Linked DNA regions of Homo sapiens: region 1 is linked to region 2. A link is a contact called in ENCODE Hi-C data. All regions are on one chromosome and are shown on one strand. The core of a region is the stretch at or near the end of the contact, and the rest is flanking DNA. Distances in the headings are between cores, read along the strand shown.

Region 1 (4,623 bases), core at 747-3,246, 400 kb before region 2:
TATTAATACTTGTGTTTGCATCATGAAGCTCTCATGCTGTGTTTCTCAGCTCCATCAGATCATTTGTATTCCTCTCTAAACTGGTTATTCTAATTAACAGTTCCTGTAATCTTTTATCATGGTTCTCAGCTTATTTGCATTGGGTTAGAACATAATCCTTTAGCTCAGCAAAGTTTGTCATTACTCAGTTTCTGATACCTACTTTTGTCAGTTCATCCATCTCAGCTTCAGCCCTGTTGTGTGCCCTTGCTGGAGAAGTGTTGAAATCATTTAAGGAGAAAAGGCATTCCAGCTTTTGGAATTTTCAGCGGTCTTGCATTGGTTTTTCATCATCTTTGCGGATTTATCTACCTTTAATCCTGAAGCTGTTGACCTTTGGATGGGATTTTTGTAGGGTCTTTTTTGTTAATGCTGTTGTTATTATTGCTTTCTGTTTTTTGTTTTTCTTCTAACAATCAGTCCCCTCTTCTGCAGATCTGCTGCAGTTTGCCCAAGGTCCACTCTAGACACTGTTCACCTGGGTATCATCAAAGGAGGCTGTAGAATAGCAAAGGTTGCTGCCTGCTCCTTCCTCTGGAAGCTTCATCCCAGAGGAGCACTGACCTGATGCCAGTCGGAACTCTCCTGCATGAGGTGTCTGGTGACCCCTGTTGAAAGGTCTCACCCAGTCAGCAGGAAAGGGATCAAGAACCCACTTAAGGAAGTAGTCTGGCTATCCGTTAGCAGAGCTGGTTCACTGTGCTGGGGAAGCCCCCTTGTCTGGATTGCTGGGACTCTTCAGATCCAGCACGTAGGAAAGATTAAGTTGGTTGAACCTGAGACCACAGCCGCCCCTCCCCACAGGTGCTCTGTCCTAGGGAAATGAGAGCTCTGTCTGTAAACTCCTGGCTGGTGTTGGTGGAATTCCTGCAAGGATGACTTGCCCAGTGGGGAGGGATGGATCCCAGTCCCACCTAAAGGAGCACTCTGGCCATGATCTGTTCCAGCGGCTGTGATGCACTGTGAAGACTGCTGCCCAGTCCAATCTGCCCAGCCTCCCTAGCACTCGTAGGGGAAAACCGCTGACTAGAGCTGCAGTAATGGCAGTCGCCCCTCCCCTGGGGAAGTCGGTCATCTTAGGCCTACACCAGGCTGCTATGCTGGCCTGTGGGGGGTACTAATCCAGTGGATCTAAGCTTGCAGGCTTCTGTTAGAGTGGACCTACTGAACAAGGCCATTTTGCTCCCTGGCTGGCTTCAGCCCCCTTTCCATGGGAGTGGATGGACTCCTGCCTCACTAGAGTTCCGAGAGCTGCTGGACTATGTAAAAACTCCTGCAGCTCAGTGCCTGCCCAAACAGCCTCCGACCAGAAAAGCAGCCGTGGGTCTGCCCAGTTTTGTGCTTGAGACCCAAGGCCCTGATGGTATATGCTCACGAGGGGATCTCCTGAGCCCTGGACTGCAAAAATCCTGGAAAAAATAGTACCCCGGGTGGGTAGCACAGTCCCTCACTGCCTCCCTTGCCTGAGGGAAGGAGGTCCCTTTGTCCGGTGTAGCTCCTGGGTGAACTGCCGTCCCACCCTGCTTTTCCTTGCTTTCTGTGTGTTGCACCAACTGCCTAGATAGTCCCAGTGATAGGATTTGGGTCCCTCAGTTTGAAATGCAAACATCACTCGCCCTGTGTGTTTTTCTCTGTGGGAGCTGCAGACTGGAGCTGTTTCTACTCAGCCATCATGGCTTTTTCTTTCTCCTTTTACTTACTGTTCTTCTGTGCATATTTCTTTTGTATAATCACACATTAATTCTACTACAGCCTGAGACTCCTTCTACAATCAGCTTTCATTCAGGGGATATTAAAAAGCAAAGGTGAAATTTCACCCTCAGTAAAAATGAAATGTTATGGCCATCTTAGGTAGTAAAAGGAAAGCATGCCAGGGATTAGACCGCAGGGTTCTTGCAGCACTATCTCCAATAAAAGGGAGATAGAGAGGGGAAAACATCGTGATGATACAGTAAGACAGTTTAAGCAGGAAATATGAACTATTTGGTTAATTCTTATGAGGAAATGAAAGAAGACTTGTGAGATTAAACTCCTTCAGTCATTGTGGTTCTTTGTGATCAGAGAAAGAAAAACTGAGAGATCAGGAAGAGAAGAGACAGATGGATAGAAGAAGTAGAGGGGCCACAGGAAACAAGGAAAAGAAACAGGCTGAGGTGTCAACCCACAGGACAATGTTTTGTCTTTTTCTTTTTTTTTTTTTCCTCCCACAGGAAGAAACTAAGTTCCAGTACTTGGATGCCAACTTGCTGACGACAAGGCACTTCCTTACAATGAGCCTGGAATTCTAAGCAGCAGTTTCACAATCTGTAATTGCACGTTTCTGCCCTTTACAATAAAGAAATACACAATTTCCTTTCATTTTTTAGTCTGAGGCTCTTTTCAATGCTGTAGGAAAGAACACAGGCTGTTACCTACGGCAGGTGATTCCTTTTCTGACTAGGAACTTGAGAGTAGGATCTCAGTAAACACTTGATTTATTGATGTGTAATAAACACAAGAAAGGAGGTGAACCGGTAGCACGCATGTTGAATTCTTTTTCTTATTGGTTGTGTGTAGTTTGAATCACAGGATCTGGTGCTAAAGACACTGAAGGAGATCCTATGTTTTCCAGATGTCTTCGACCCAGAAAGAAGTTAGTTCCTTTCTTTCAGCTTCTGTTAATCAAAGGAAGGGTAAAGAAAGGTAGAGGAAGTTATTTGTGTGAGACAAGCCTGGAAGTTGCAAAATGCACTCTGAAATCTTTCTCTTGATTCCAAGTTAATTGCCCGGATCATAAACATTCCTCCCAGAATCAGACCTGAGAGCCTCTGAATTGTTAACCTCTTTGCCATCTCTTATTGTGAATTATATCCTTGGTTTGTTTAAAGTGATTCCATTTTTACCCCTTTCTCTGGTCGAGGTACTGACTACTTTAATGCAATATTTCATAGGTAACTATCACATTTGTGTGGTTGTTGCTGTTGTTGTTTTTAAGTGGTCTCCCTCTCTCCAGGACTTAACTCTCCGATCCATTCTGCACACAACTTTTGGGTCTCCTGTCTTATATAACGAAGCTGAAAAAGCCTAAGAGATAGTCATGAGTTACTTAGGCAGCTAGTATTCCAGCAGGTCATAACGCTTCTTTGGCTTCATTCTCCTCATAGGAAAAGGGAGAAATTGAACCAGATCAGTGGATTCTAAACCTTATAAAATATCACAGTAATCTGTAGTCATATAAAAATGTCTGATGACTACCCCCTTCCTCACCCTGAATAGCTCAATCTTAAATATCCTGCAGGCATTTATTGCCATTTGAAGATCTGCAGATAATTCTTATGAAACTGGCCTGGCATAGGTTTGTCTGCATATTAGTGTCATTAGGAAGGTTGATCAGTTAGTTAACTCTCTCTGCTTACCTGCTAGTGATCTATTAATGTAATTAACTTTGCTCATGGACATACAGTGGCACCTTATTGCCTTTCTTAAAAAAAATCTGAACTTTCAGACAAGTTTCTCTACCTTCTGAAACATGTGTATTCATTTTTTCCATTAATTCCTGTAAAGCATGATTTCAGCTTCATAAAAAATTACTGTATTTACTTCAGTCATATTTTCTTGTTGTTGAGTTTCTTTATTCCTTTGATTCTCCCTATAGATCAATTGTATCCGGGTTTTATATCTCACCTCATAACATTTAACTTAAGCTCAGAATCAAGGGATCATTAGATAATAGATAGGAGAAATTGAAAGCCACTAGTCAAAAACAAGTCATGGTCTGATAATTATAGACAAACAAGTGTAGACAGCTATTGTTACCTTAAACTCCTGAGGAATTGTATCCTATAATGTGTTTAAGCATTACATCACCTTACGTGGAACCAAAACTGTGGTCCTGATGAGTTTTTTTCCTCTAATTGATTCCTTCCATTTTTATTAACACTGCAGCTTTCATTCAGTGATTATTATAATAATAAAAAATAATCTATAATAACGGTTTCTTTGAAAAATACTTACCGTATGATAGCTATTTCATGCACTCTCTCTGATTTAATATTTAAAACCAATCAATACAGTTGTGCTATTATTGCCATATTATAATTGAAGGGGAAACTTAGAGAATGCCTTCAAAATATGCTTTAGGTCAAAAGTCTGTTGAGAGGAGTGATTTCAGGTTGGCATGCTTCTCAAACTCTGCCATTAATCTACCTTTCTGCAAACATCTTCAAATACTTGCCCTGAGTCTGATCACTCCCACTTCAGTCTTGGCTTCACATTTCTATTCCTTCTAAAGCCCAGCTCTCCCAGTTTTGTGGTTACATGAGACGCTCTCAAGCCTTTGTGCTTCTTCCCACACTGCTCTCTGCCAGGAGACCAACCCCCAGTTGTCCAAGGGATAAATTCCTACTAGTCCTTCCAGATTCAGTGCCAAGCCCTCTCTTCTCTGGAGAGCTATCTTCCACCTGAGACATTGTTTACTTATGGTTTTCTTAAGCATCTCATTATTTACATTCTTATGTTTCATTTTACTTATTTGCATATCTATCCACTTGATTGCAAGCTTTAAAGTGTACGAACATGTTTCCAAAATGGTACCCCCAACACTAG
Region 2 (4,522 bases), core at 1,798-4,297:
TGAAGAGCTTGAAGGAGATAGGTATGGATCAGGTAGAACAGTATGTTTCCTATTCTGTATTATTCTGGGGGGACAATGGCTGCAGGGGATTGGCACTAGGAATAGAAAACTGAAGAAAGAGCTAAGCTAACCAAATAGAATTATAACCTACAGGAATTATATCATGTTTTCCTTAAACTACAGGTGTTCGTCCCAATAAAAATCAATACTAATTGTTATTTTTCTATAGACCAGACATGCTTTGCAGAAACATTTCTCTATTCCACTAAGTTCTGTAAAAAATCATCACAACAAATAAAAACAAAAAGTGAATAATTGAAAGCCTTTCTCCAAGAATTAATAATACATTAACATGTGAATAAAACATGTTTCTAAAGGAAATATAATTACTTTTATTCTGAGAGAATGACTTAAAGCATTCTCTTTACCTTAAATATTTATGTTAATTTAGCTTATTATCTTACTAAAATATTTTAACAAATTACTCAATGCAGGTTATGTTAATTCTAAAGCTACAGCTGTACAATTTAAATAACTAAAAAAGTTATTGTCACTTATGCTGCTTATAAGTAGGTGTCACCATTTTTAAATGAACACTTTAATCATCATAATTGTGTTAGTAATTTTGCTACTTATTGCCTGAAGCGCTTAAGTTGAAGATAGTTAGCCATGCCTTAGGGGTCTAGTGTAGTGCTATAAAGAGGAAATTAACTGAAAGATTGATTACTAAAAAAAGTCTGGGACTTGCTTATGTATTGAACATAGCAGTAGGTCACAGATATATTTCAAATTTAACTGTCAATTTTCATTAGTTTTAGTCTTCTTTTTGGCTTATAAATTAAATATAATGGTGATGAGATATTTAAAAAATTAATGTCTTATTCAAAATATATTTAAGCTACATCATTGTGGTGCAATTTATATGAGTCCAGTATGGGGATGCTCTGAATTACTGACGCCATGATAATCACTCAGTTATGGAAGAGGGAATACTTCATTTGCCAAAATAAAAAAGGTGACTACAGGCATAATTAGAAATTATTAATTGTTTGGGATAAACAAGTAGCCTAAGGGTGACCCAAAAGCCATTAGGCAAATTTCAAAAGCAATTAGGTGAGGTTATTATTTCACTGAGGTTGTGTAGTCATAGGTGGTATTTCTTAAGGAGTGGCAAGGGATAACAAGACTCAAAATGGCCTTGAAAGAATTTGATAAGAAGGAAACTATTTGAACTGAATCCCAGGTCTTTTTAATTGGTTTCTATGACCAAAGGCCCTAAAATCTGCATTTAGGAAGTTTCTTAATTCCCTAAAACTGGTTCATAGAATCACTACACAAATGCCAGCAACTGTCATTGTTAAAGAGAATTATTTTTAAAATGTCATCTTAAGCTACTTCATTTTGGAGGGGGCAATTCAGGTGAATTTGTTGGGGTACTTTTGAATAAATAAAAATTAAAAATAAGAGACTTAATTCCCCCATTGAGATAAAGAAAGGGACTTCTTCATCCTCATTTTTATTAGAGCATTTACTTTAGAAACCTTATCATTGTAAGTACATTCTCCTCTCTTCGAAATGTACAGAAATTATTTTGAAAACTAGATAGGTCTTTTGTCAACTTTATGACTCAGGAATACCTTTCAGAGCTTGGAAGCCATCTTTTTGAAACGCTGATATGGTTTGGCTCTGTGTCCCCACCCAAATTTCACCTTGAATTGTAATCACCATAATCCCCACCTATCAAGGGCGGGACCAGGTGGAGGTAATTGGCTCATGGGGGTGGTTTTCCGCCATGCTGTTCTCATGATAATGAGTGAGTCTCAGGAGATCTGATGGTTTTATAGCATCTGGCATTTCCCCTGCTTGCACTCACTCCATCCTGCTGCCCTGTGAAGAAGGTGCCTGCTTCTCCTTTGCCTTCCACCATGATTGTATCTTTCCTGAGGCCTCCTCAGCAATGCAGAACTGTGAGCCAATTAAACCTCCTTTTTTTATAAATTACCCAGCATCAGGTATTTCTCCATAACAGCATGAGAACAGACTAATATAAATGTTAACATAAAGGAAGACAGTGCTCCTATCTCCCAGTTTCTGTGGAAGGATAATAATCTAACTTTTGTGGGCACCTTGCTCCAATTTGCAAAGCTAAAGCTATGTTCTATCATAAAGGTATATGGTTTTGATTGTTTGTTTGTCTCTCTCGATATAGCCAATATGCTAACACAGATGGTCACCCCAATTACAAGGTAAAGTTAGGATGAACTGTGTGACAAAAGGTGCTGTCAGTCCTCTTACTTGACAACTAGTTATTGTTCATCTTGAAAAATGTATGTAATGGGTTACTTGATTATATAAGGGGTAGAGATTCCTTTCTGTCTTTGCAATCTCTTAATGGATTTCCTGTGATGTGCATCATATTATGGTGTAATGCTTTTTCAATAATAAAAGTGTTCTCTTTCTCTACTGTCTTTGTGGATAATTTCTGGGTTGAGAGAATATTTTGTTTTTAATTATATTTCTTCAACACTTGCAAGCCCAAAGCCTTTTTAGTTAATGTGGATATGTGAAATACACTGGTATAAGGATGTGTCAACAGTAGTGACTATGGGAAACAGGTCACTGTTAACAGCATGAAAATTCCATTTTTTAGCACTAGCCAATATAAATAAACAAAATTTTAGCTTATAGACTGACAGTCTGCAGTACTGCTTTATGTGTAGGCTGTGTTCTTGAAAATTTCACATATATATATACACACACACATACACACACACACACATAAAAGCCCATAAATTGTTTTTAATTTAAATAAATTGGTCTTCAGATATCTTGGGGGCAGCCACTTTTGCAGTTTCATATTTTTGTAATGCCAATCCAGCAGTACCAACATTATCTCATCTGTAAATTCAGATCTCTCTACATAAAACTAACAGAAACTCATTACTTAGTATACTGTGGTGAGAAACTTCCTGCCATACCAGCTCCTCTGCCTCCATTAAGGACCATTATGACAGACACACCACACAAAAGCACCCCGTCAGCTAGACTTGTTCCTGGAAATGGCCAGCCACAGAAAATCTTCAGTCTCTAACATTGAATAAGACTTCCTGTTTTGAAATATTCTGAAAATGCCGGCTCACCTAGTTCCAGCACACCAACTAATCTCAAATATACCTGAATAAGTCTCTGCTTCCACATCCCACTTTAATGTAATGCTCACCAATTAGAGACGCTTTCAGCATTTTTTTCTTTTTTACCAGGTAAAATTTACTCTCATTTCTAACATCCTTGTACCTCTGCTGAAATGAAAGTGATGACAGATGGGTTCTCTTCCTGCACATTTATGAATAATCAGCCTGTGTTAATTTTAACTTGGGTTCAGTTTTGTATTTGACAGTGTATGATGTATATTTACTTGTTTCTATCCTACACAGTGTAAAGGCTTTCCGAGGGCAAGAGTGTATATGCTTACATTTTTACTGCCTGACACTGCCTGGCACACTAGGAGATCCAATTTATATTGACTGGACAGATTCATGTGTCTTGATAAAGCTGTTAGTTAAAAAAGAATCCTTAGTTTTAATGGTAGTGTATTTTATGGAAGTAAACAAAGACCATCTGAATGAGAACAAGCAAAGTTTATTTATTCAGAGTTTTTAATTGCAAAGGAATCAGCCATCATTGCTTGCATTTTGGCAGACTCAAAGTGCAGCAGAAAAGTAGGGAAGCTTCATAGTTGAGAAGAGGAAAGGCTTCAACTATTATTCCCTGATTGGAGGCTGTTGTTGTGGGGTGGCTAACTAGAAGTGAAGCATCGATGGAATTGGTTAGAGGTGTATAACTGGCTTTCTCTAGTTGGTCCTAAGTTGGAAGCAGGGACAAAAATTATTAAAGTTGTCAGTTATTAATCAAGGCCTGGTCATTTGGGGTCAATTGTAATAGGAGTTATTGTTTGGCTTCCTGGATTTATTATTAGAGATAACATTCTGACTTCCTACAAGTCAGATGTGTAGCAAGCTGGCATCCTGTGCTGGTAGCTGCAAATTGTGGGTTAGGGTTCTATTTTTCTATATGGTCTGGCTTTCACTCATTTGTATATTCTGTCTCTCAATTCCTTCAGTAGCATCCTAGAAAAGACTCTATTGTTAGTTCATCCTTCTTATTGAGCAGATCTATCTTCCTTATCCAGACTCTAAAAGCTTTAGGGATCCCTATTGCCTAACAAAAAAAGTCAAAATCCTTTAGCCTGGCACAATCCAGACTCAAACCATCTTCTCGGCCTTTATAGCCTGCTGTTCTCTTCCATGCATCCAGCAATGTAAGCAAACTGGAGTCCTTTCTATTGCAAAATACAACTATGCTTTCTGGCTTTTGTGCCTTCAAATCAGCTCTCTCCTTTTTTTCTGATCTCTTCTCCATCCACTTTCCATCTCTGCCAATTCCTAGCTGAGAATCCCTGAAGGCCAAGTTGAAATGTATTTTCCTTTTCTGAACATTTCATAAAACTTCACTTTAAATGCTT

What was found. A loop is a pair of places that touch in the nucleus more often than their neighbours do. Pooled maps may share reads with other maps.
Region 1: a loop to region 2 is called in a pooled map, with 2.4 times the contacts of the local background. The contact joins two enhancer-like sites. A Hi-C loop is called at or near these places in 1 of 168 maps with a recorded cell type or tissue (naive thymus-derived CD4-positive, alpha-beta T cell) and 8 of 50 pooled maps.

The regions. Positions count from the first base shown.
Region 1 is chr11:105,108,209-105,112,831 of GRCh38, reverse strand. No RefSeq gene overlaps it. Among named protein-coding and RNA genes, the nearest start is that of CARD18, 29 kb to the left of the region's middle. Within about 2 kb of position 1,996, at least 3 of the 41 ENCODE cell types and tissues checked have a DNase peak (open chromatin) inside an H3K27ac peak, as active enhancers do.
Region 2 is chr11:104,704,501-104,709,022 of GRCh38, reverse strand. No RefSeq gene overlaps it. Among named protein-coding and RNA genes, the nearest start is that of LINC02552, 97 kb to the right of the region's middle. RefSeq lists enhancers at 3,083-3,202, 3,213-3,342. Within about 2 kb of position 3,047, at least 13 of the 41 ENCODE cell types and tissues checked have a DNase peak (open chromatin) inside an H3K27ac peak, as active enhancers do.